Linked DNA regions of Homo sapiens: region 1 is linked to region 2. Evidence: read pairs that join two places in POLR2A ChIA-PET (ENCODE). Cell type or tissue: Panc1. All regions are shown on one strand. Each heading gives the region's core, and the rest is flanking DNA. Links, peaks and the distances in the headings are about the cores only. Region 1 overlaps FNDC3B (fibronectin type III domain containing 3B). Region 2 has its middle 21 kb from the start of GHSR.

Region 1 (11,786 bases), core at 2,198-7,197, 370 kb before region 2:
ATGTGGAATTTGTATTTAGTCATCTTGACAAGAGTAGTCACTAAAGAGAAATGGTCAAAATTGTGTAGCTTCTAGTAATATTACTCACAGTGCCCTGACTTTACTGGGGTGTGTGTGTGTGTGTGTGTGTGTGTGTGTGTGTGTTAGGGAGGTGAGGGGGTAGGGGAGTGCTGTAACAGATGGCTTTAGATTGCCTCAAATAGGGTTGTAAATTTGACTATAAGATGAGTCAGTTTTCTGTGTTCATTTCATGACCATGCATGGCACCTCTAACCTTAAGTTTCTCTCAAATGCTGTCATAAAGCCATCATTACTGATAGAAAAAACAATGCACATTTCAAGTGTTTATGATAGTGGTTGATAATATCATCTTGGAGTAGAAGAACAGCAAACCTCCTATGTCAAACAGAGCAGCACAGAATGACAGGTCTCTCCATGCAAAAGCTCTGTATGGACTCCTCAGCAAACCTGGAGATCCAGGAAGAGATTCAAGCTAAACGATTGACTTTTTGGCTATCAGTTAAGGAGTTCATCAAATGCCTGAGCCCCTGTCATATGCTGGACTCTACCTTGTGTTAGGTATACATTTTCTGAGCCTTAACAAAAAGATTCTTCCTTAATTTATTTAGCTTCCCCACACATTATTAAGTGGGGGAGAAAATTGCTCAATACACATTATTATGTGGATGTAAAACGTGGACTGAATGGAGGAAAGGCTGTTTGCCTGGAGTCTTTTTTGAGTATCTCTCAGAGAGGCTCATAATTTCAGGTATGGGAGAAAGTCTAGTCATTACCCAGTCCATCACCCTCCTTTCATGCATGAGGATAGGAAGACCCTAAGGATTCTCTGTAGAGGTTACTGTGAACCGTAGTAATTTTGATGTAGCTTTAAGTAGCACGACCTGGACAGAACTGTGGGTGTCCTGGAAAAGAGGAGGAGAGAATAGCAAGAGCAAAAGCTCAGCAGCGGTCTCTTGCTCCCCAGTATCAGGACACTGTTCACATGGGAGGGTTGTGTAGGGCAGAGTAGGAAATACATTAGATTTTTTTGTTTTGTTTATACAGTGTCTCACTCTGTTGCCCAGGCCGGAGCGCAGTGGCATGATAATGGCTCACTGCAACCTCTGCCTCCTGGGCTCAAGTGATTCTCCCACCTCAGTCTCCTGAGTAGCTGAGATTGTGAGCTGAGACTACAGGTGTGCACCACCACACCTGGCTACTTTTTTATTTTTTGTAGAGATGGCATCTTTCTATGTTGTCCAGGCTGGTCTTGAACTACTGGGCTCAAGCGATCCTCCCACCTTGGCCTCCCAAAGTGCTGGGATTACAGGCATGAGCCACTGCACCTGGCCAGAATCTTTTTTTAGAGACAGGATTGTCGCTCTGTTGCTCAGGGTGAAGTGCAGGGGCATAATCATAGCTTACTACCCCTTAAACTCCTGGGTCCTTGACCTCCTGATCCTCCCACCTCAGTATCCCCACCCCACCCAGCTAATTTTTTTTTTTTTTTTGAGACGGAGTCTTGCTCTGTCACCCAGGCTGGAGTGCAGTGGCACTATCTTGGCTCACTGCAAGCTCCGCCTCCCGGGTTCACGCCATTCTCCTGCCTCAGCCTCCCGAGTAGCTGGGACTACAGGCGCCCGCCACCGCACCCGGCTAATTTTTTGTATTTTTAGTAGAGAAGGGGTTTCATCGTGTTAGCCAGGATGGTCTCGATCTCCTGACCTCGTGATCCGCCCGCCTTGGCCTCCCAAAATGCTGGGATTACAGGCGTGAGTCACCGCGCCCGGCCCCATCTAATTTTTAAATATTTTAGAGAGTGGGTCTCTTACTGTGTCGCCCAGGGTGGTCTCGAACTCCTGGCCTCAGGCTGTCCTCCCTCTTCAACCTCCCAAAGTGCTGGGATTACTGGTGTGAGTCACTGCACCTGGAAGGAAATACACTGGTATAGCCTTTAAGGTTCAGAAAAAGATCAAAGGCAGTGCTAACTTTAGTGTACTAAGGAATCTTCTGGAGAATTTCGTGAGAATACACACTGCCTGCTCTTTCTGTTCAAAGGGAGGATATCTAGGCCTCCCTTCAGAGATTCTGGTTTAGTAGATCTAAGTGAGAACTGAGGACTCTGGATTTTTAAACAGCTGTATTGAGATATATTTCACATGTCATACAGCTCATGCATTTAAGGTGTAAAATTTAATATTTTTAGCATATTCATGTCGTTATGCAACCACCACCACTAGCAAATTCTAGAACATCGGCATTGTGTAACCACCACCACTAGCAAATTCTAGAACATCGGCATTGTGTAACCACCACCACTAGCAAATTCTAGAACATCGGCATTGTGTAACCACCACCACTAGCAAATTCTAGAACATCGGCATTGTGTAACCACCACCACTAGCAAATTCTAGAACATCGGCATTGTGTAACCACCACCACTAGCAAATTCTAGAACATCGGCATTGTGTAACCACCACCACTAGCAAATTCTAGAACATTTTTGTCCCTTCTAAAAGAAACCTCATAGCCGTTGGCAGTTGCTTCCCACCGTCAACCCCAGCCCCAAGCAACCACCAGTCTACTTTCTGTCTACATTTGCCTATTCTGGACATTTCATATAAAGGGAATCGTACATTATGTGGCCTTCTCTAACTGGCCTTTTCTACTTTGCATAATATTTTCAGGGCTCATCTATGCTGTAGCATGTATCAGTATTTTATTCCTTTTTAAGGAATGTATCCATAAAATGGATACATTTAAGCTATGCGTCCATAAAATGGATACATTTTTGTGTGTCCATTCTTCTGTTGGATGGTTTCTCCTTTTTGAGTTATTTAAGTAATGCTGCTGTGAATATCTGTGAGGAATCTGCGTTTTTAAACAAGCACCCCGCTTAATTCTGTTGCTGATAGTTCCTGCACATATCTGGAGAAACTCTAACCTGAATGGTTAGTGTTGTAGAATGACTCCCCTCACAGTGCTAAGTCCTCTGTTCCCCATCTCTTATGGGTGCTTCTGCTTGAAGAATCACTGGTCTGTGAGCGGGTGTGTAGTGGCTTAGTGGAAGTGAGGTTCCAGAACTAAATTACATGGTCTGCATGTGCAGGGTAGAGTGGACAGAAGGGACATGACAGGGACAGTAGGCAGAGTAAATGGGTCCTGTACTTTTTCAGAATCTAGTAGTGACTTGACTAGTTCCTGAACTAGGGTGTTGCTGCTGGTGGTGGTAATGGAAAGGAAGAGTCAGAGGTAACAGACTTCATCAAAGGAATACTCTCTTCAGTAATGGTGATTTTAAAATACTCGGCAATTTTTGTTTTTCATTGACTCAGACACAGTTCTGTCTAATTCTGACCTTATCTATTCCTATCATCCTGTTGTTCAAAGTAAATGTATTTTTACCAACTGTTTGAGAGAGGAAATCCTGGGATAATTAGCTGAAGGATATAGTGTAATAAAAAAATACCAAGTTTTGATATTTTGAAGCCTCTGATCTACTAGGGATGTTTAGATACAGTACAAGCCTGAGTCAGAGCTGAACTTCTCAAAGTTCTTTTTCAGACTTGGGATTCTGTGGTATATTCTGAAACTGAAAATAGCTTCTAGGAGATTCACAGTCCCCACCACCACTGCCCATTGGCGCCACTGGGCCCAAAGTGAAGGGCCTAGAACAGCTCACACCTTTTTCTGAGAGCTATAGCACAGCTTTAGAAGAGAGATTGTCGCAGCCAGTGACCCATATCGGGTACTCATAGAGAGGGGTTTTGTTTAATAGGATTACCCTTGACCAGATATCCATGATCTGTTTCACATTTTTCCGTTAGATTATTTGGCACAGATGTGATCAGATTGCCCTTAAGATGCTCTTTGTTCTGTGTACTATTTTTCCCCTCTCCTAACACAAGCATCATTAAAAAAGTCTTGGAGCATTGATACATCAAAAGATTCTTCTTTCTACCTACTTTATCAAAATCACTATGAACACTTTGGTGTATGTTCTTCTAGACTCTTTTCTTTGTTAAAAAAACAAACAAACAAACAAACAAACAAAAAGCCTAGTTTTGCACAGAGTATCACAGCGTGCACTTCCTTGTTAACCTGTTATTTCCCCCTACAAACAATGTGTTGTGAACACCTTCCTATGTTAGCAGATTGATTTCTACAGCATTTAAAATTGGCTGTAGAGTTTTGCATTGTATGGATAAAATACCTTCCAAGTTTTCACTGTTTCATACTGTGATGTATGTTTTCATACATTGTTCTAAAATATCTTAAGCCACATCGTACATATTGCCAGTTTGGTTCTCTGTGAATTTTACTGGTAACAATACAACCTAGATGCTCAGGGTTAATTAAGTATTCTGGGGCAAAGTGCCATTGAACCTGGTTCCTGGTACATACATTCATTCTGATTATTGGTTGGGATAGGTTTATAGTTGTGAAATAGGTGCTACAGACAGTTAACATAAAACATCCTGTAGCTCTCAGAAGATAGAAAATGCACCCTTTAACTTTCAGAAACTTGCATACCTATAAACGTAGAAACAAGGAATTGCATTTTTATTAATTCATGGAATCCAGTCTTCATAATGGATTTAAATAATTCTATTTAAAATATGTGCACACAATCTAAAAGCATTTTGTCATTGTAGCCTAATATCATATAAAAAGAAATTGTGCCTCTGAGTGCACAGTGGACATACCTGTTGTATCATCTGTTTTTCTGGTTTATTGCCATCTTTCTGCCAGAGTCCAGGACCCTAGAGGAGAATTTCACCATCTTCTCTGAAGTAAAATGTGATTTAGGAACCAGCTTGCTTATTTTTTAAAGTAATGAGTATCACTGTTATGTATCAAAAATAAAAAAATAGGCAGATTGATTATAATCTGTAGCCCCTTACTGTAAATTTCAAATAGAAAAGCAAGATTGAGAGGAAATACATCATCATTTTAACAGTGGCTATTTTTGAGTGGTGAGATTATGAACAATTAAACTTTCTTCTTGCTTTTCTGTATTTTCAGATTTCTAGAGTGAACATGTATTATACGCTATAACGCATAGGAATGTGGGAATAAAAATACGGGCCAAATATTTTTAAAAGGTATGGGATGAGGGCGGGTGGGCTGGAAAGAACCCATAAAGATAAGAGTGGGTAGTTACTTTTCCACTGTTAAAGAATGAGGCTTGCCAGCTCCTAAGGAAATCTCTGACCCCACCCTGTACTTTTCAAGCAAGAGCTTTTGAAGTCTTTTGTGCTAGTTAGAGACTAGCATAGTTAGTACAGCTAAGTAAGTATGTAACAGATTCTATTATTAGGTTTATCTTTGCTGATTCCCATTTGATTGACAGCGAGTTCTCCACCCAGAAAGTTTGATTTATTTTGGCAGTTGGAAGAGGATTTTATGGAGCACTTGTTATCTAAAAAAAGTAAGGCTGTGGAACCTGCTTCCCCCACCCCTCTTTTTTAGCTGTTTGGGTTGGTCCTAGTGAGCATGCCTAATCTAAGGATTACTCAGCAAACATGACCTTAGGGCTGGTTTTGTAAATGTTACCAAATCTATTACTTAACCACAGATGTTCTTCCATTGTTGTGTCCCACAGCCAGAGTAGAATGGTGACGATTAGTTCTGTGAGACTTGGATAAAACCTGTATTCTTTAGGTCTCTTTGTATGTGGTGGTTTGAAAGTATTTCCTCACAAAAATTTAAACAATCACATGGTGCAAAGTAAATTGAATTATGTTTTCTTAAAAAAGTTAACTTATATCATTATACAAATTATAGATGCTCATTGTAGAATATTTTAAAAAATATAGCAAGTTCAAAAGAAAAATACAACTTATTCGTTATTCTATTATCCATAAGTTAAGCATTAACATTTTGGTTCTATTTCATTTCAGTCTTTTAAAAAATTGTGTATACATATATAATCTGACTGTGTAAATTGCACTAAGCATTCTATTGTGAACACTTCCTCATAGTCTGGTTTACTTTTTCTATGTTGTAAAAGCAACTTCCTGACACTAGTAAATGGTATTATTTATGATGGGCATGGATACACATATCTTTTATTTTACAGCAGCTGCCTTAAGTAGACTTCCAGTAAATCCTTGAGATGTATGTATTACTTGTGATATTCTTTATTATTATACCCAAATTGATAGATTAGTAGAACTGGCAGGGGCATTGGTCATGGAATTCAGTCCTTTAATTTGAGAAATAATCCTTTGAGCTGGAGCTGCAAGAAATTTTTTTTTTTTTTTAAGAAATGAGAAAAATAAGCCAGAAGAGTTGCCCTTTGCCCAATATTATTAACTTATTTAATGGCCGTAAGATAACACTGTTGGAAGCAGCTGCCTCTTTTCTTGTACAGGTTGGGAAGTTGGGGTATTGAGAATTTAATCAACACATTTTTTTAAAGAACCAGGTTGTACTTCCTTACATGCTCAAGTATGGAGGAAAAAGCCAAACCCTGAGGCTAGTAGTTTAGTATTGAATTGCCAAAATCTATTTATTAATTTCATTTTTCATTCACCAGTTGATTTGATGGCATGTGTAAGCAGTCACCATTGTCTTGATTTCCTGCATGTACCTGTACAGAAGTCATTGTTAACATGATACTACTGACAGTACATGCTTTTCTAGTTGAGGAGTTAAAATAATTTTTTGGCTTTGCAGTTAAACACAGTGGTCGGTATTTAAGGTATTTAAGGAATCGGTATTTAAGGAATCAGTGGAGTTATGAAGTAATATTTGAAGTTTTGATTTTTTAAAAATTGCACATTCAATGTTAACACCTTTCAGTTGGCTTTGAAAAAGCAGTAGATTCTTGGGAGTACTTTCCAGAATATTTGAGAAAAACAATTATGGCTTAGTATTTTTTTTTTAAAGAAAAACAAAGCAATACCCTGAGAGATTATCTAGAAAAATGAAATGGAATTGTTGAGTTTCCCCTTCACCTTGGGAAGAACTCGGGGGAATGGTTGTGAACAACACTGGCTTTGTTGACCCTGAAGTGTAGGCAGTTAGGGCCTGTGAACATGGCATTTATAGTGGTCCACCATCCTTGCTGCCTTGGAAAATTCTTTCTGGAATGGCAGAGGTGCTCTTTGCAAGGCGTGCTTCCTGTGTGAGTACCTATTGTGGAGTCCTCGGTTGAATGGGAGGTTTGTGAGAAGTGGTTTCCCACCAGCACACAATGCTGCCTCTCGGCAATGTAAATACACATTCCACTCAGGGTCAGGCTAACAGTGACTGGCTAGAGCAAACGCCTTCGCAAAGAAAGATATTTTGGAGTTCCATTTATTTATAGCGGCCAGTGGAAAATTAATATGCTTGTTAAATCTATTTTTAAAAATGAAAGGGAAGTCTCTCATCTGTTTGTTGAATGCAAATCAATTAGCTGTGGCATATTTTGATTTTGCTAATTTGTTGCTCTAGGAACTGAATTTCAATGTCCTACTAATTCCTTTGTCTATATTTGAAACTTGAGGTTCTCATTTTAAAAGTTCTCTTTATGCTTTGGAAGACTTCTTTTGGGTTCTTTGATGAAAGACATAAATAAATGAATGACCCTAGAAAATACTAGATCAAATCATGGCGGGACTTAAAATGGGCTCATTGAGCAGTAAATGAAGGTCTAGAGATCAGAGCAGATATGATTCTTCCTTAAGAATGGCAACACAATATTATTTGTCGTTACTTCCTTAGTGTTTGATCATTTGCTTTGAATCTGGGGCATGAGTCTGATTACAGGAGAGATTGCACGGGGATCCCCATCTAACAGGCCTGGATTTATGGGTGTCAAGTCTCCACCTCTCCTGTACTCTGCTGACAGCCCCAGCAGGAAGTACCTGGCCCCCAACATCAGTTTTCTTAGCCCTCCAGCCTGCTTTTCTGCTCTCATGATTTACCAAATGAATTTGCCTCACAAATGTTCTCTAATGAGTGTGGCATAAAGTCCTGGAGAGAGACATCTGTGGTAGAATTAGAATACCTCTTAATTTGGATTAATTTGTTCTTCCTTTAGACCCTGTCAGGTGAACTCTAGTTGTATAATAGAAAGTATAAAGGAGGGACAGCAATCTGTTTTTTTTATGTTTTTACGTATAACTTGCTTGTGTGGAGCAACAACTCTCAAAGTGTCGTCTGGGAGACCCTTGGGTACTCCTAAGACCCTCTTGGGGGTTCATGACATCAAAACCATTAATAATCCTAAAATGTTACTTGTGTTTTTCATTCTGCTTCTTTGAGTTTATTGGTGACATTAACTGAAAAATATTTTGTGTGTGTCTTTTGTGTTCATATAAGGAGAAGTACTAAAATTGAATTGGAGAACATGCCTTTTATACCAAAGCTGAAATTTAAAAAGATTTTTCTGGAAAAATTTTAAAACCCGTTAATGAATTCCTTAAATTTAGAATTTGTGTAACTTCAGCACAGAAGAGTGTCTTGCACAGAGGAGAAACTAAATAGGTATTTCTTAAATGAATGGATGTAGCTGCTTACTTTTTCTTAACAAATTGTATTAGTATAAATTAATGTCATTGTTCACAGGCAGTGTTTAGAATATAGGCAAGCACCATGCTTTCAAACACTGAAATTCACCTATTTGCGTATAAGCCATATATATACCAATTATCATTCTTATCTATTAAATAAAACAAATCTCCTTAATTCTCTGGTGTGCGACAGTTTTCTGTCGAGAGAAAATATTTTTCTAGAGAATTTTGCATTTTTATGTTTTCAAAATGTTTATCTGAATTAGTAATATGACTATATACATACTTTATATTAAAATTTTATCATAATGAGCTAATCTGAAATAGTAAATAGATATTCCCTTACACAGTATGTCTTTGCACCTGCTAATTTGTTTGTTTGTTAACTGTTGTCATTTCATGTGAAATTTCTGTTTCGGTCTCTTCTGAGCTCTAAGTAACACCTGGTATTTGCTTTATGTTCGGTCACATTAAGTGAAAAACAAAGCTGCTTATGAGAATGTCATTAAATGTAATATTTCTCAAGAAATAACTTGCCTTTAGTTAATAAAAAACAGTTCTAAACTGATTTTCAATGTATCAGACAGTGTTCTTACTGATTTCCATCCCCCCAACCATGCAGGAGTGAGAATCAGATAATTTTTTGAAAAAATATTTGAACCAATATCTACAATTGCTTATGTCAGAAATCTTTGAAATATATATTTAAGTATAAATAGGAGGAACTGTCAGTGATGTTTAATGGTACAGATTCTTTTCCTTATAATGAATGTTTCATAACATCGGTTCAGTTAAACAAAACTGAGTGTGTAAAATAAACATGATTGAATTCTATACGAGCTGATTAAACAAAAAATTTTAGTATCCTCCTGGCTGATCAGAAATGAAGGTTAAGGCATGGGGTATGTTTTGAAGACAAATTCACCTTCTGTAACACCTGTCAGATTTCAAAGTCTAGAAAAGAGGCCACAGCTGGGAAACCAAATTTAGACATTGGGGCTTATCTCAGATGAAAGGTTTCGTAGAGCATGGAGGTCTGTTGACTTTGTGTGGTATTTCGTCAGAAGTGTCCAATGCAGATTCGTTTTTAGTTAACTGAGTATAACATTTCATTGTAATGCTATTTAACCTTATGCCTTTATTTCTAGAACCCTAGAATTCTAGCACAGTGCCACCACAAAGTGGGTACACAGTAAATATCTGGTTAACACAATGGTTGATTACCTTTTTTCAAGTTCTTTTGTTTGATGTTATTTTATAAGGTACCTTTCAGCTAGGTCCTTCTTTTGGAATATTGTTATTATTAAAGGGAGAAGCCTTCAACCTGCTTTATACTTATTTTACAGTAGTTACTTAAAATTAATAGAATCTTGAAACCCTTTGTACCAAAGATATTACTCTAGCAGTCTCTTCATCAATAACTTGCTGCCCTTTGGAAATAATTTTGCTTTTGTGTTTAATCATGGCACATTTCATTAAAATCACCATGGAAGACATAACTTTAGCAATTTATAATTTGGTTTCTGCTAGTTTTTTCCCCCCTCTAATTTTAAACCATCTAGGCTAAATGGTAGTATAATGGATTTGCTTCATCTTCCTTAAGCTACTTTAAAATGTGCTCTAAAAATTATTAAGTCTGCATTTTGGTAAGGAAGCACCAAAAACTCAATTGTAGCCTTTGTGGAGGGGAACCAAGCACTCCTTAGGAGGGAGATGTACTCTCATGGGTTGTCTTTGAAAGTTACCTTTTGATACCTTTTCTGTTTTGTACCATGTGCTTGTTTTATCTAGTCTTTAAAACTCACTAACCTATATATAAATTTTAGCCAGCTCTTCTACTTGGGTTTTGTTGTCAGATTCTTAGATGTTACAATTAGCTCGCTAAGAGCATGGACTTTTCATTATCACTTTCTGAGTCTCTTTGGGAAAATTATTTCTTTAGCCTTAGTTACTATATTTGTAAATGGACAATACCAGCTACTTCATAGGATGTTTTGATGCTAGGTAAGAATTAGTGTGCAGGTGCCCCAAACAGTGCCTTTGCCCCAGCAGGCTGAAATAGCAGCTTCAAAGCTCTTCCTCCACATCTTTCCAGAAAGCAATCAGTTGTTTGGTGCTTGCAACACATTTTTTTTTTCTTCTATTCAAGGGTGTTATGCATGTCTCTTAGGTGCCCAAATTGATGCACAAATGTGAATTTGATTCGTAATAGATCTCTACAAATAGAACAATAAAATACATTTTGGATCTTATTAAAGGGCTATCTGGAAGTCATGTACTTAAGCAGCCATATCATTCATATTATACATAAAGAAACTAAGACACAGAGAGCTTACATAGGAAAACCTTGAACCACAGTCCTGAAAAGCAGTGGGACCTGTCAAAGTGCTGTGGGGTGCCAGGCAGGTGTAGTGCCCAAGGTCTGGGCAAGGGCTGGGTAAAGCGTGAGCTTCTGGCGCTGGGGAGGAGGAGCATGTGTTCTGACTTCCTGTCTCTTTCCACCTCCCCGTGCAGATTAGAATTAGACTTCCTCAAGGGGCTTTAGAAGTGATGTTTTTCACTATCTGACTACAGTTCTGTAGACTTTTCTCTCACTGTCTTACAGAAACACATAACATTTCAAATTTCACTGAAAATCTATATTTTCAGTTATTCCCATGTTTGGATGCTGTGACCAGGTTAGCTTGGGTATGTGTGAGAATAAGGGCTCATAGCTTTGGCATGTTTCCTTGTAGATACTTGACTGTCATCCTTGGGATGTCAGGGTGTGAGATGTATTGTGATATGAGTGTACCTGGAATCTAAGTGTTCTAATAAAAATGGTTAATTACGTCTGCAAGCTTATGTAAATACCACTTAAAAACAACGAACAAAGCAAACGAACCTTTGGTTGGTAAACTTTTTTTGTAGATAAGCCCCCTTTCCCTTTTAGTTAATATTTGCAAAACTGAGCTGGTATTATGTGAGGATGTGGATCTGAGGTCAAGAGATTGTGTATATATAGTGATGTAATTTTTTTCCATTTAGTTTTTATGTTTCTGTAAAATTTGGGGTATGTCGGGCTGCTATGGAAGCAACCTCTTTATATTAATAGGGGTTTACGGAAGCAGCCTCAAATTACATGTAATTTTTACTCATAATCCTTATATATATGGATTTTTCTCCCCGAGAAAATAGTGCTTTCCTGTACATTAGATTTGAGTTCAGACATGACTCTGCTTTGCCAAATTTAAAATTATGCCAAGCCAAAAATGTTTAAAAAGCATCTATGGATTCTTGAAG
Region 2 (11,786 bases), core at 3,154-8,153:
CTGGGTCAATGCCCTCAAGTAGGTATATGCTTTCAGGCAACCACACCTTTTTATTGGTGTGGTTCTTTGATTAATGCCTATTTTGCATTAGGAACTATTGAATTCTCAGCCTCTCAACAGTGCCTGACACATTTTATAATGCTCAATAAATGATAGCTAAATACACAATATACACATTTTTTTCTATAAATGTATCATGAATAGTTTAAACTTTCAGTGAAATCGTGATTTCCAGAAAGGTTGTAAAACCAGACTTAGAAAGCAGGTCAAGGGATGGCAGACTGGGCAGCAGGGAATACTGTGGTCAAAATCAGGGCCTTGGAACCTCATTGTGAGGTTCATATAGCATAATATCTTCAAGGTTCATCCAAGTTGTAGCATGTGTTAGAATTTCCTTCTTTTTTGAGGCCAAATAATATTCCATTGTGTCTATATACCACATTGTGCTTATCCATTCACCCATCAATGAACACTTGGGCTGCTTCTAATTTTGGCTATTGTGAATAATGTTGTTTTGGGCATGGATGTACAAATATCTATACAAGTCCTTGCTGTCAATTCCTTTTGTTATATACCCAGAAGTGGAATTGCTAGATACATATGGCAGTTCTATTTTTTAATATTTTTAGGAACTGCCATATATTTTTCCACAGTGGCTATGCCATTTTACATTTCCACCAGTGGTAAACAAGAGTTCCAATTTCTCCATATCCTAGCCAACATTTACTATTTTCTGTTTGTTTGTTTTTTATAAAAACCATCCTAATGGAAGTGAAGTAGTATCTCATTGTGGTCTTGATTCGCATTTCTCTAACAATTAGCAATGTTGGGCATCTTTTCATATGTTTATTGGCCATGTATATATCTTTTTGGAGACATTTCTATTCAAGTTCTTTGCCTGTTTTAAAATCAGGTTGTTTATTTGTTGTTGAATTGTCCCTTTGACTCTTGAGATTATGTTTTTTCTTGCCAATTCGTCTTCTAAGGACTCCGAAAGCATCGGGAAATAAATGGAAAGACGAAAATTTAGTAAAAAATAGTATTCTACTATAATGGGTATGATTGTTACATCCGGTTCTATATAAGCAAGGCAGTTTCAAAGCCTCAACAGATGGTGCACAGCAATTGAGCTTTGCTGATAGAGTTACAACAAATTCCATTGAATTAAAACTCCCACTTAGCAGATGCCTTCAACAGTTGTTGTCCTCTCTGAAGCTAATCTCTGTAGCAAAGATATTGTTCTTTTGGTGTTTGTCATTTGTAATGTGTTTGGATCTTTGAAATTTGAGATTTTTCCGTGAAATACTATATTGGCATGTTGGTGGTAGTTTATTTCAGCAGAGTTGAGGGGTAGGAGGATAAAGAGATAAAACATACTTTCATCTCTGACAAAAAGGCACAATGGAGGTGGGTCATTAATAAACCAGTAAAAAACTCGCAAACAGGACATGCATGTATGCTTTATTTACAAAAATGTCCAATATATCTCAAGATTATTTTGCTAAAGATTGCAATATATATTAGTTTTAAGGAAAGTTAAATATTATAAATTATTTTTTATCTAAGCAAGATCACTAAAATAGGACTCTGTTTACAGCTCTTATAATTACTATTGTTAGATTTTCTAAATATCAATAGTTGCTTATCAAAACTGGTAAAAAATGCAAGCAAATCTATGACTAAGCAATTAAATTTTATTGCGTGAAAGTAATATTTAATATAAGATTGAGATGATTTATCAAAATATTTCATTCTGTAAAGTCTTACCAAGTTCTTTAGAGTCCAGAATTTTCCTTTGTACAAATCATGAAACATTCCTTTTTGGAGGGCTATTAAGAGAAGACAACACGGGATTGGAAACAGTACAGAGAGATGCAAATAAAATCATCCAGTTTATATTGCCTCTGCACATTTATTACTGGATAATTCATCATCATTTCAAGCTCATTGTATGTCCAAAGCAAATTCATTATTTTTAACCTGTTGGATGTTCCTAATAACCACCTCTTATCTCCATTTCTAAGTCCAGTCCCTCATTCAACAACCATGAGGGCAGCAAGTTCTTCTTGGTCTAATTAACCACAAAAATCTGGCAGAACTAGACTTCTTTAAATCTTGCTTTCATCTCTATCCTTCTCAGGCAGTATAAACATTTGTAATAGCTCCTTGTTTAATCTCACATCAAGTCTTTTAAACTCTGGCCTTCCAGAGTTCTCATAATTGGGCCTTACCTTGCCTATGTAGCAATATTTGTCCCTCCCTCCCATTGAACCATCTCTGCTCTATAGGTCCCTTCCTTCACTGTTCTGCCTCTTGCCCCCCGTATTAGTCAGGGTGGGTTCTCTGAGGGACAGAACTAATAGGATAGATGTGTATATGAAGGGGAGCTTATTAAAGAGTATTGACTCACATGATCACAAGGTAAAGTGCCACAATAGGTCGTCTGCAAGCTGAGCAGCAAGGAAGCCAGTCCAAATCCCAAAACCTCAAAAGTAGGGAAGCCGACAGTGCAGCCTTCGGTCTGTGGTCAAAGGCCCAAGAGCCCCTGGCAAACCACTGGTGTAAGTCCAAGAGTCCAAAAGCTGAAGAACTGGGAGTCTGATGTTCGAGGGCAGAAAGCATCCACCACGGGAGAAAGATGAAGGTGGAAGACTCAGCAAGTTGGCTTCTCCCACCTTTTTCTGCCTGCTTTATTCAAGCCCCCCTGACAGTTGATTAGATGGTGCCCCCCACCCCACCCTACATTGAAGGTGGGTCTGCCTCTCCCAGTCCACTGACTCAAATGTTAATCTCCTTTGGCAGCACCCTCACAGACACACCCAGGAACAATACTTTGCATCCTTCAATCCAATCAAGTTCAAACTTAGTATTAACCCATCATTTAGCATTGGGTATATCTCCTAATGCTATCCCTCCCCGCTCCCCCCACCCCACAACAGTCCCCGGTGTGTGATGTTCCCTTCCTGTGTCCATGTGTTCTCATTGTTCAATTCCCACCTGTGAGTGAGAACATGCAGTGTTTGGTTTTTTGTCCTTGCAATAGTTTGCTGAGAATGATGGTTTCCAGCTTCATCCATGTCCCTACAAAGGACACGAACTCATCATTTTTTACGGCTGCATAGTATTCCATGGTGTATATATGCCACATTTTCTTAATCCAGTCCATCACTGTTGGACATTTGGGTTGGTTCCAAGTCTTTGCTATTGTGAATAGTGCCGCAATAAACATACCTAATGCTAAATGACGAGTTAATGGGTGCAGCACACCAACATGGCACATGTATACATATGTAACAAACCTGCACGTTGTGCACATGTACCCTAAAACTTAAAGTGTAATAATAATAAAAAAATAAATAAAATAAAATGAGAAAATAATAATAATAATAATAATAAAAGAAACAGTATTAACCGTCACACCACCTCTTGCCTCTGGCTTCTCCACCCAAGACCTAACCCCTGGAGTCCTGAAACATTTCCTGCTTTCAATTCCTGTAGTGCTCAGAGTTAGAACTTTTCAGTTTATTTCCCAATTATACACTGTTTCTGTGATTTTATACTTGTGAGTCACCTCTTCTATTACATTATAAGCTTCTTGAAGGTAGTTTAAATGTTTCATGGAAAGCCAGTCAGTTCACATAGGGTTCTAGTTACTTTTCACCATCTCTACCACCAATGCCTCCAAATCCCCCACTAGAACTGCTACAATACCCAAGGGACTGATCTCTCTCTGTCCACTGTTGTTCCACAATCTATTTGCCACCTGCAGCCAGTGATCTTTGGGAAATACAAATCTAATCCAGACATTCCCCTGCCTAAAACCTCATTGGATGCAGCTGTGTTCCAATAAAACTTTACTTACCAAAACTTGTGATGAGTCAGATTTGTTTGCTGACCTCTGATTTAGATTAGCTTAGATTAGCTAGAATTACAGAGGTAAGAGAAAATTGGTTTTTCCAATCACAGTGAAAACAAACCTACAATAAGAATTCTCACACCCTAGATGTTTACTAAGCCAATCTTCCTGTCAGTGATTGACTCAAGAATGAACTATGACTCACCTCTGGCCAGTATGGAGAGGAGGTATACTGAGGACATCTGGGAAAATTCCTCCCACTCTTAATAAGCAGCTGCTGGTCTGCCCCTGGCCACTGCCTGGAATGGCTGTGTGATATCTGAAATCACTACAGCCACCAGCCTGAGGATGAAGCTTAACTAAGGAAGGTAGAACCAAAAGATGGAAAGAGCCAAATCGACCAACCATGGATCATGCCCTGCCTTTGGACTTCCCGTGAAGGATCTCTTTTCTTACTGTGTAACCCCATCAGAAATGAGGTTTCTGTGAACTGAAGCTGAAAGTGTCCTAATTGATTCAATTTTATATCTCCCCAAATTTATTTTAGTTACAAATATACCAAACCACTGGTACCTCCATGTAGGGAATTTCTTGTTTCTTTTAAGAGACATCATCATGGTATTTTACCCTTCCCTGAAAAATCGTCAGGTGTTGAGGCTGCCATTTCAAATCAGGAAAAAGGGAATAGCATTGCCCAGTTATTTTTTAATATTCATGCTCTTACCCCAGAATAAATACCCTGGAAGCCCCAGCCCTGCATTTTTTTTTTTTTTTTTTTTTTTGAGACAGAGTCTCACTCTGTCGCCCAGGCTGGAGTGCAGTGGCGCGATTTCGGCTCACTGCAAGCTCCTCCTCCCAGGTTCACGCCGTTCTCCTGCCTCAGCCTCCCGAGTAGCTGAGACTACCGGCGCCCACCACGACGCCCGGCTGATTTTTTGTATTTTTTAGTAGAGACGGGGTTTCACCGGGTTAGCCAGGATGGTCTTAATCTCCTGACCTCGTGATCCGCCCCCCTCGGCTCCCCAAAGTGCTGGGATTACAGGTGTGAGTCACTGCTCCCGGCCGCCCCAGCCCTGCTTTTGGAACCAATTCTTTTTAGGCTCTTCCTCTGACTCAACATAGCAGACATTAGTGACCACCTATCCTGCAGCCATTCTGTCCACTCGTCTTTCCTGCAATCAGAACCTTGATTTTGTTCAGCTATCAGGATACTGCATACTTTAGAAAAGACTGAACCTTCCCCTAGCTCTAGGGAGGATAATCTTCATTAATCTAAGTCCAACATAGAAATTCTATTTTCCCTACCAGTGAATGATTTAAGAATGGGCATGTCTAGAATTCTGAACAGTGACTAGGGGAGAGTTTTTCTGTCTTAAAAGGGGATACAAGAGAGATTTTTTCTGTTGTAAAGTACTTGAAGCTGCTGCAGCCATCCTGCAAGCCAGAGTCAAAAGCTAACATGATGAGCAAAGCACAGCAGAAGAATGAAGAGAACCTGGGTCCTAAATGATGGGCAGGTGCCAATGACTTAACTAAGCCCAGAATCATGTTACCTTAGGCTTTTTATGCTATCTTTCTACGCCAACTGAGTTCAATGTTCTGTTCAATGCCACTGGAACCCTACCAACTGGAACATTCACTGATAAGTTGCTGTGGGCAAATTGCATCTGGGTTCCTCACTTGTCTATACAGGTTAAGAAGAAACAGGCGTGTTGGCGGGCGCCTGTAGTCCCAGATACTCGGGAGGCTGAGGCAGGAGAAAGGCGTGAACCCGGGAGGAGGAGCTTGCCGTGAGCCGAAATCGCGCCACTGCACTCCAGCCTGGGCGACAGAGCGAGACTCAGTCTCAAAAAAAAAAAAAAAGAAAAGAAAAAGGAAAAGAAACAGCATGATGTTTCTGCTGCACTGATCTCTCTCTGAGGTAGTATATATAGACTGTGTACTGGTAAATTATTTTATGGACTCTATGAAGACTGCATGGATATCGTCTTAAAATATTAGGCAAGCCTAATGAATAAGTCAGAATGTTTTATACACCTCAGGCAAATTAGAATTTGCCTATACTTTATATTACAGTCTACTAAATCAATCACTTTAAAATTGGCACCAGGGATTGTAGTAAGATCATCAGACCTTCTAATAAATTTAGAAAAATTATCACAAGATAATTTTGAGTTTTTGTTATCAGATTTTCAGGCAGTTTGTTGTTATTTAATTTAGGATTCTTTAATTATCAAAGCAAAACATGAGAACCAGTTTTACAGAAAACAATTTTGCCCTTATCACTTCATCTTCACATGTGGAAAATATTCAAAGTTTGTTTAAAAACCTCTGATGCAGCCAGGTGTGGTGGCTTACACCTGTAACCCCAGCACTTTGGGAGGCCAAGGTGGGCAGATCACTTGAGGTCAGGAATTCAAGACCAGCCTGGCCAATATGGTGAAACATTGTCTCTACTAAAAAAATTACCTGGGCATGGTGGCGCATGCCTGTAATCCCAGCTGAGGCAGGGAAATCACTTGAACCCAGGAGGTGGAGGTTGCAGTGAGCTGAGATTGTGCCACTGCACTCCAGCCTGGGTGACAGAGAGAGACTCCATCTCAAAAAAAAAACCCAAAAAAACAAAAAAACCTCTGATGCTCAGACAAATAACTAATGCATGCGGGGCTTAAAACCTGGGTGATAGGTTGATAGGTGCCGCAAACCACCACGGCACATGTATACCTATGTAACAAACCTGTACGTTCTGCACATGTATTCTAGAACTTAAACTAAAAAAAACAAAAACAAAAACAAAACAAACACACACACACACGCACACAAAAACCTTGGATGCTCTGTTTTTTTCCCTCTTGTATCATTAAAAATAAAATTCTTGTTTTTATTCTCTTTTGTTTGGACACATTTTAGAGCCTTCCAAATGTGGTGATTATAACTTTTTATTGAATTACTACAAAGAATGATAATAATAATTATTATCACATTAGTATAAAGAATACAGAAAATCTTTGTCTCTATAATATCCCAAGGAATGACAAATTGTCAACATTTCTTTTAGTGGTAATTCATGGAAAATTAAAGAAAATATGGTATATTTTTATATTTATTTAGTTTAGTTTTTAAGTGAAACATTCTGCAGAATGGCACAAAAAATTGTGAACTTTTAGAGTTAAAAAGAATAATTCATTCTTACCAAGATTATGTAAAAGTATCAATTCTCTTGCCCTATATTTTTTTAAGGAAAGCTTCTTCTGGAAAGGATTAGCAGAATAATGAAAGAGAGGACTTAGGTATAATCTTCCTAATGAAGTCAATATTCACCTCCAAATACAAGTAATGTTTATACTAATTTTCTTTTTGAAGTTTGTGTCAGTATTACATGGGAGAGGAAGATGAACTCATATAGACTTTTGACTCTTCCATTAGTCCACATCCATTATGCATCGTATTCTCTTGTCTATTGTGTTCAAAAAATTTAAATGAAAATTTTAAATAGAGAAGGGAGGAAGTGACTAGGCTTTCTCTAATATCCCTGTCATGAATATGTCACTCACCTCAAAATATGTCACTGAAAGTACTACAAAATTGCCATAATAAGCTAGTTACTGCTTTTCTTATCTCCAAGTTCCTTGCCCATTCAAAGCTCTACAGGAAAAAAAAGTACTCCTCAATAATACATTCACCATTCACTATGAATAATACACAGTGAACATTTATGTAATGTAGGTTTTAAAAACTCTCACATATATTATTTCTTTGATTCTACCAATAATTCTGTGAAGAACATAAAACACTTAAAACATAAAAGAGGATTCCTAGCAATTACTAGCAATTAAGACGGCACTATCAAAGGTCATCTGACCCTCCCTCCTGACTTGCTGTCTATGATACAGAGAACATAAATATCAGTCATGTTCAGAAATCAACATAAGAATGTGAAAAATTCTTACAATGAAGGAAAGTTGCTGGGGTCTGAAGTGGAGGAACAGCATCCAAGAATGTGGCCTGGAACAGGAGGGCACCAGGGATCACAGATGAAGGACGGATCATTTTCTTTCCCCCACTACTGCAGGACAAGATATCAGCAGTGCCAAACCAAACAAGAGTATAAGATCAGGACAGGAATCTGGCTGGAGAAATCCATTGTCCAGGCTGGCAAAATGAATAATTTATTAAAATGTATTAAAATCTAAATAAACAAGGGCCCAAAAACAGTAATAACAAAATTAAAGTATAATCTAGTACTAAAACTCCAAATGGTATCAACAGCAATATAGAGATGGTACAATGGGAATTAAGAAATTCTTCCTAAAATTCTTAACTATTTGGGGATAGGTGGGTCAGATTCAGAGATTAATAACATTTAAACAGGTTGAGAAATAAACATAACTACTAGTCTTATAAGTTAGCGCTAACCACTAGACATTTTAAAAATAGAATTTACAACTCTAAAAGTACTAGAAATGAATTTAGGCTGGGTATGATGGTGCATGCCTGTAATCCCAGCACTTTGGGAGACCAAGGAGGGAGGATCGCTTGAGCCCAGGAGTTTGAAACCAGCCTGGGCAATAAAGTGAGAAATTATCTCCACACACACACAAAAAAAAGAAAAAAAACTTAAAAACACCTGCAGTCTCAGCTACTTGGGAGGCTGAGGTGAGAGAATTGCTTGAGCTTGGGAGGTGAAGGTTGCAGCAAACCAAGATTGTGCCACTGCCCTCCAGCCTGAGTGACAGAATGAGCTCTTCTCTCAAAAAGAAAAAAATTTAAACTATCCAGTGGAAGTTCAGAGAATGCAAAAAGAAACAAAACAAAGCATGGTAAAAAGAAAGCAAAGAATAGAGATACATAAATAAGTCCCAGTATTACAGTGGTTACAATAAATATAAATGGGTGAAACTCATTAATCAAAAGTAGAGATTCTCAGATTAATAGCAAAACAAGCTTCAGCAATATATAATTTATAAGAAACATTAAGAAAGGGATATAAAGAGTAGCTGAAAATAGAGAATAGAAAAAAATGTAACAGGAAAACGTGAAACAAAAGAAATCTGAGGCATCAATCTTATCACACAAAAGAAAATGTTAAGGGCAAACAAGATAGTTATATACTGGTTAAAGAAATAAGAGATCAAGAAAGCATAATTAATACATACAGTTCTTTTTTTAATTGAAGTGAAATTCATACACATACTTTTAAAGTTTTTAAGCATTCACAAAATTTAACCATATACCAGCCTACAAGAGACATGAATAAATTTGAAACATTTAACATAACAGCAAATTTGTTTTCTGCCTTCAGTGCAATGAATTTAGAAGTCAGTAGCAAAAGGGTCATTTAAAATTTTCATGTTTCCTAATTTAAAAAATTTCCCATATAACCCTTAGTTTATTTTCCTTTTCTTTCTTTCTTTTTTTTTTTAATTTTTTATTTTTTAGACGGAGTCTCGCTCTGTTGCCCAGGCCAGAGTGCAGTGGCGTGATCTTGGCTCACTGCAACCTCTGCCTTCCGGGTTCAAGTGATTCTCCTGCCTCAGCCTCCTGAGTGTCTGGGACTACAGGTACACACCACCATACGCAGCTAATTTCTTGTATTTTTAGTAGAGACGGGATTTCACCATATTGGCCAGGCTAGTCTCGAACTCCTGACCTCGTGATCCGCTCGTCTCGGCCTCCCAAAGTGCTGGGATTACAGGCGTGAGCCACCGTGCCTTGTCAATCCTTAGTTTCAAGAGTAAATAACAAGTTAGGTTATATAAAATTTAGGACTCATTGAAAATACAAGTATTATATGTCAAAAATGTATGATAAACAGAATAATACTTAGAGAAAATTACAGACTTAAATTGGTCTACCAAAAAAAGTAATATTTAAAACAAATGACTGGTGGGCATGTTGGCTCATGCCTGTAATCCCTACACTTTAGGAGGCTGAGGTGGGAGGATTGCTTAAAGCCAGGAGTTCGAGACAAATCTGGGCAACGAAATGAGACCCTGTTTCTAGAAAAAAAAAAAAGTGTTGAACGTAGAGGCATGCACTTGCAGCCCAGGTGTGGTGGCAGGTGGCTGTAGTCCCACTTACTCGGGAGGCTGAGGCAGGAGAATCACTTGAACCCGGAAGGCGGAGGTTACAGTGATTCGAGATCGTGCCACTGCACTCCAGCATGGGTGACAGAGTGAGACTCCATCTCAAAAAAAAAAAAACAGGGACAATTTGTTTATGCAGGGTAAAAGATAGGAATATGATAAACCTGTGACAAAAAGAAAGAGTAAAATGAGAGAAGATGCGAATAAATGAGTAAAACAAAGTTATCTGAATCTCAAATGTTTACTTAATGATAAAAATTAATGTCTAAATACTGCAGGATCTGATTATGTGTTGAGTGGATACAATAAGCTTTGTATGGGAGGGCTTTTCACAAACATCTCTAAATCTAGCCATCGCTTCCAAGATTATGTTTTAAATTGTCAATATAAACTATGATCTTATTGTTATTAAGAAAAAATCTAGTCCTTTAGTGCAAATAAATAATTAAAGTAAATAAATCTTAATTTTATATATAAAAAAGAAAAAGGGCAGTCATTAAAATCAGAAACTTCCCAAAGAACAACATGTTATGTATAGAAAGAAATCCTTAAATTACTCCCTTAGGCAAGTGGAAATGATGGACAAAAGCCCACTGCTAGTGAATAGAGTCATCTGAGTAAAAAATAGCTACAGCCACATAGAACCTCAGAGCTAAGGATGCTAAACATCTTGCAATGCAAAGGACAGCCCAAGGCTGGAAGCGGTGGTTCACACCTGTAATCCCAGCACTCATGGGAGGCCAAGGCGGGCAGATTGCTTGAGGTCAGGAGTTTGAGAAGGACAGCCCTACGTGACCAGGAATAGCTTGTCCAAAAGGCCAATAGGTCGCCATTGAGGACAAATTATTGACTTACCCAGGATTCCCCCTGTTTGGTTTCTGGTCCATATTTTTTTCCAGCACTACTGTCTTCATGAAGAAATATTATTTTATAGAAAAAAGCTCCTAACATAACCTGATGGGCAGTGTGGGGTTGGAGGAGGATACAAATATTTCTGGAGGTAGCTTACTGAGTGAGGAAAGAGTATTGAAAATTTACAAGTCAATAATATAACAGGAAATAAAACATTATCTATTTATTTTCATACTTGCTCTTGTATCAGGCCACAGCAAGTAGCTTTGCATGTGTAGGCCGATTATGTTAAAAATGATACTAAATTTTTGAAAACTATTTTTATTTTCATAGGTTTTGGGGTAACAGGTGGTATTTGGTTCCATGAGTAAGTTCTTTAGTAGTGACTTTTGAGATTTTGGTGCACCCATCACCTGAGCAGTATACACTGAACTCAATTTGTAGTCTTTTACCCCTCACCCCCTTCCCATCCTTTCCCCTCCCCGAGTCCCCAAAGTCCATTGTAAAAAATGATAGTTAATTTTAAGAAAATTCTGTCAGTAATGTTTAGGTCTCATTTCCCCCTCACCCTTTCTAATCCCTTTGCAGGCTTTTGTGATGCAGAAACAGAGTCAAGTTCAGAAAGAAATATAATTGGAAATGAGTATGTGGTCAAATTCTCCTCAATAGAGAGAAGAAAAAACAGAGATTGGAAGAAAAGGGTGAGCAAGGAGGAAAATAAGTTCAGGTTTTCAAGGAAGTTTTGTTTTGGGAATGGGAGCAACACTTTGGGAGAGATATGGAATGAGAGACAGAGCAAAGGAACCAGAAAAAAATTTTAAGAGATGTTGTGGGTTCGGCATTCATTCCCACATCATAGTCTAAGAGACATGAGTATGAAGATTGAAATCACTTTTGTTTACTTTCAGATATTAGATTGTATTCATCTGAATATCACATGGAGACTGAGACCAGGCCACAAGGCCCTGATATAAATTTGGTGACATATGTTA

What was found. ChIA-PET counts read pairs that join two places held together with the same protein. Peaks named below come from ENCODE experiments on the same cell type or tissue, not always from the same donor. Only the 100,000 strongest peaks of a DNase experiment are listed, where the experiment ranks them.
Region 1: POLR2A ChIA-PET joins it to region 2 with 5 read pairs; 2 of 35 experiments call an interaction of 5 or more read pairs at or near these places.

Annotation. Positions count from the first base shown.
Region 1 is chr3:172,091,766-172,103,551 of GRCh38, forward strand. The region is part of intron 1 of FNDC3B (fibronectin type III domain containing 3B); the gene reads left to right. Among named protein-coding and RNA genes, the nearest start is that of FNDC3B, 58 kb to the left of the region's middle. RefSeq lists an enhancer at 11,370-11,514 and a cis regulatory region at 11,435-11,448. In Panc1, for the core only: a CTCF peak has its summit at 3,649; no DNase peak of the experiment used is centred there; H3K27ac peaks cover 3,386 bases.
Region 2 is chr3:172,463,369-172,475,154 of GRCh38, forward strand. No RefSeq gene overlaps it. Among named protein-coding and RNA genes, the nearest start is that of GHSR, 21 kb to the left of the region's middle. RefSeq lists a silencer at 3,957-4,157. In Panc1, for the core only: no CTCF peak of the experiment used is centred there; no DNase peak of the experiment used is centred there; H3K4me3 peaks cover 333 bases; H3K27me3 peaks cover 331 bases.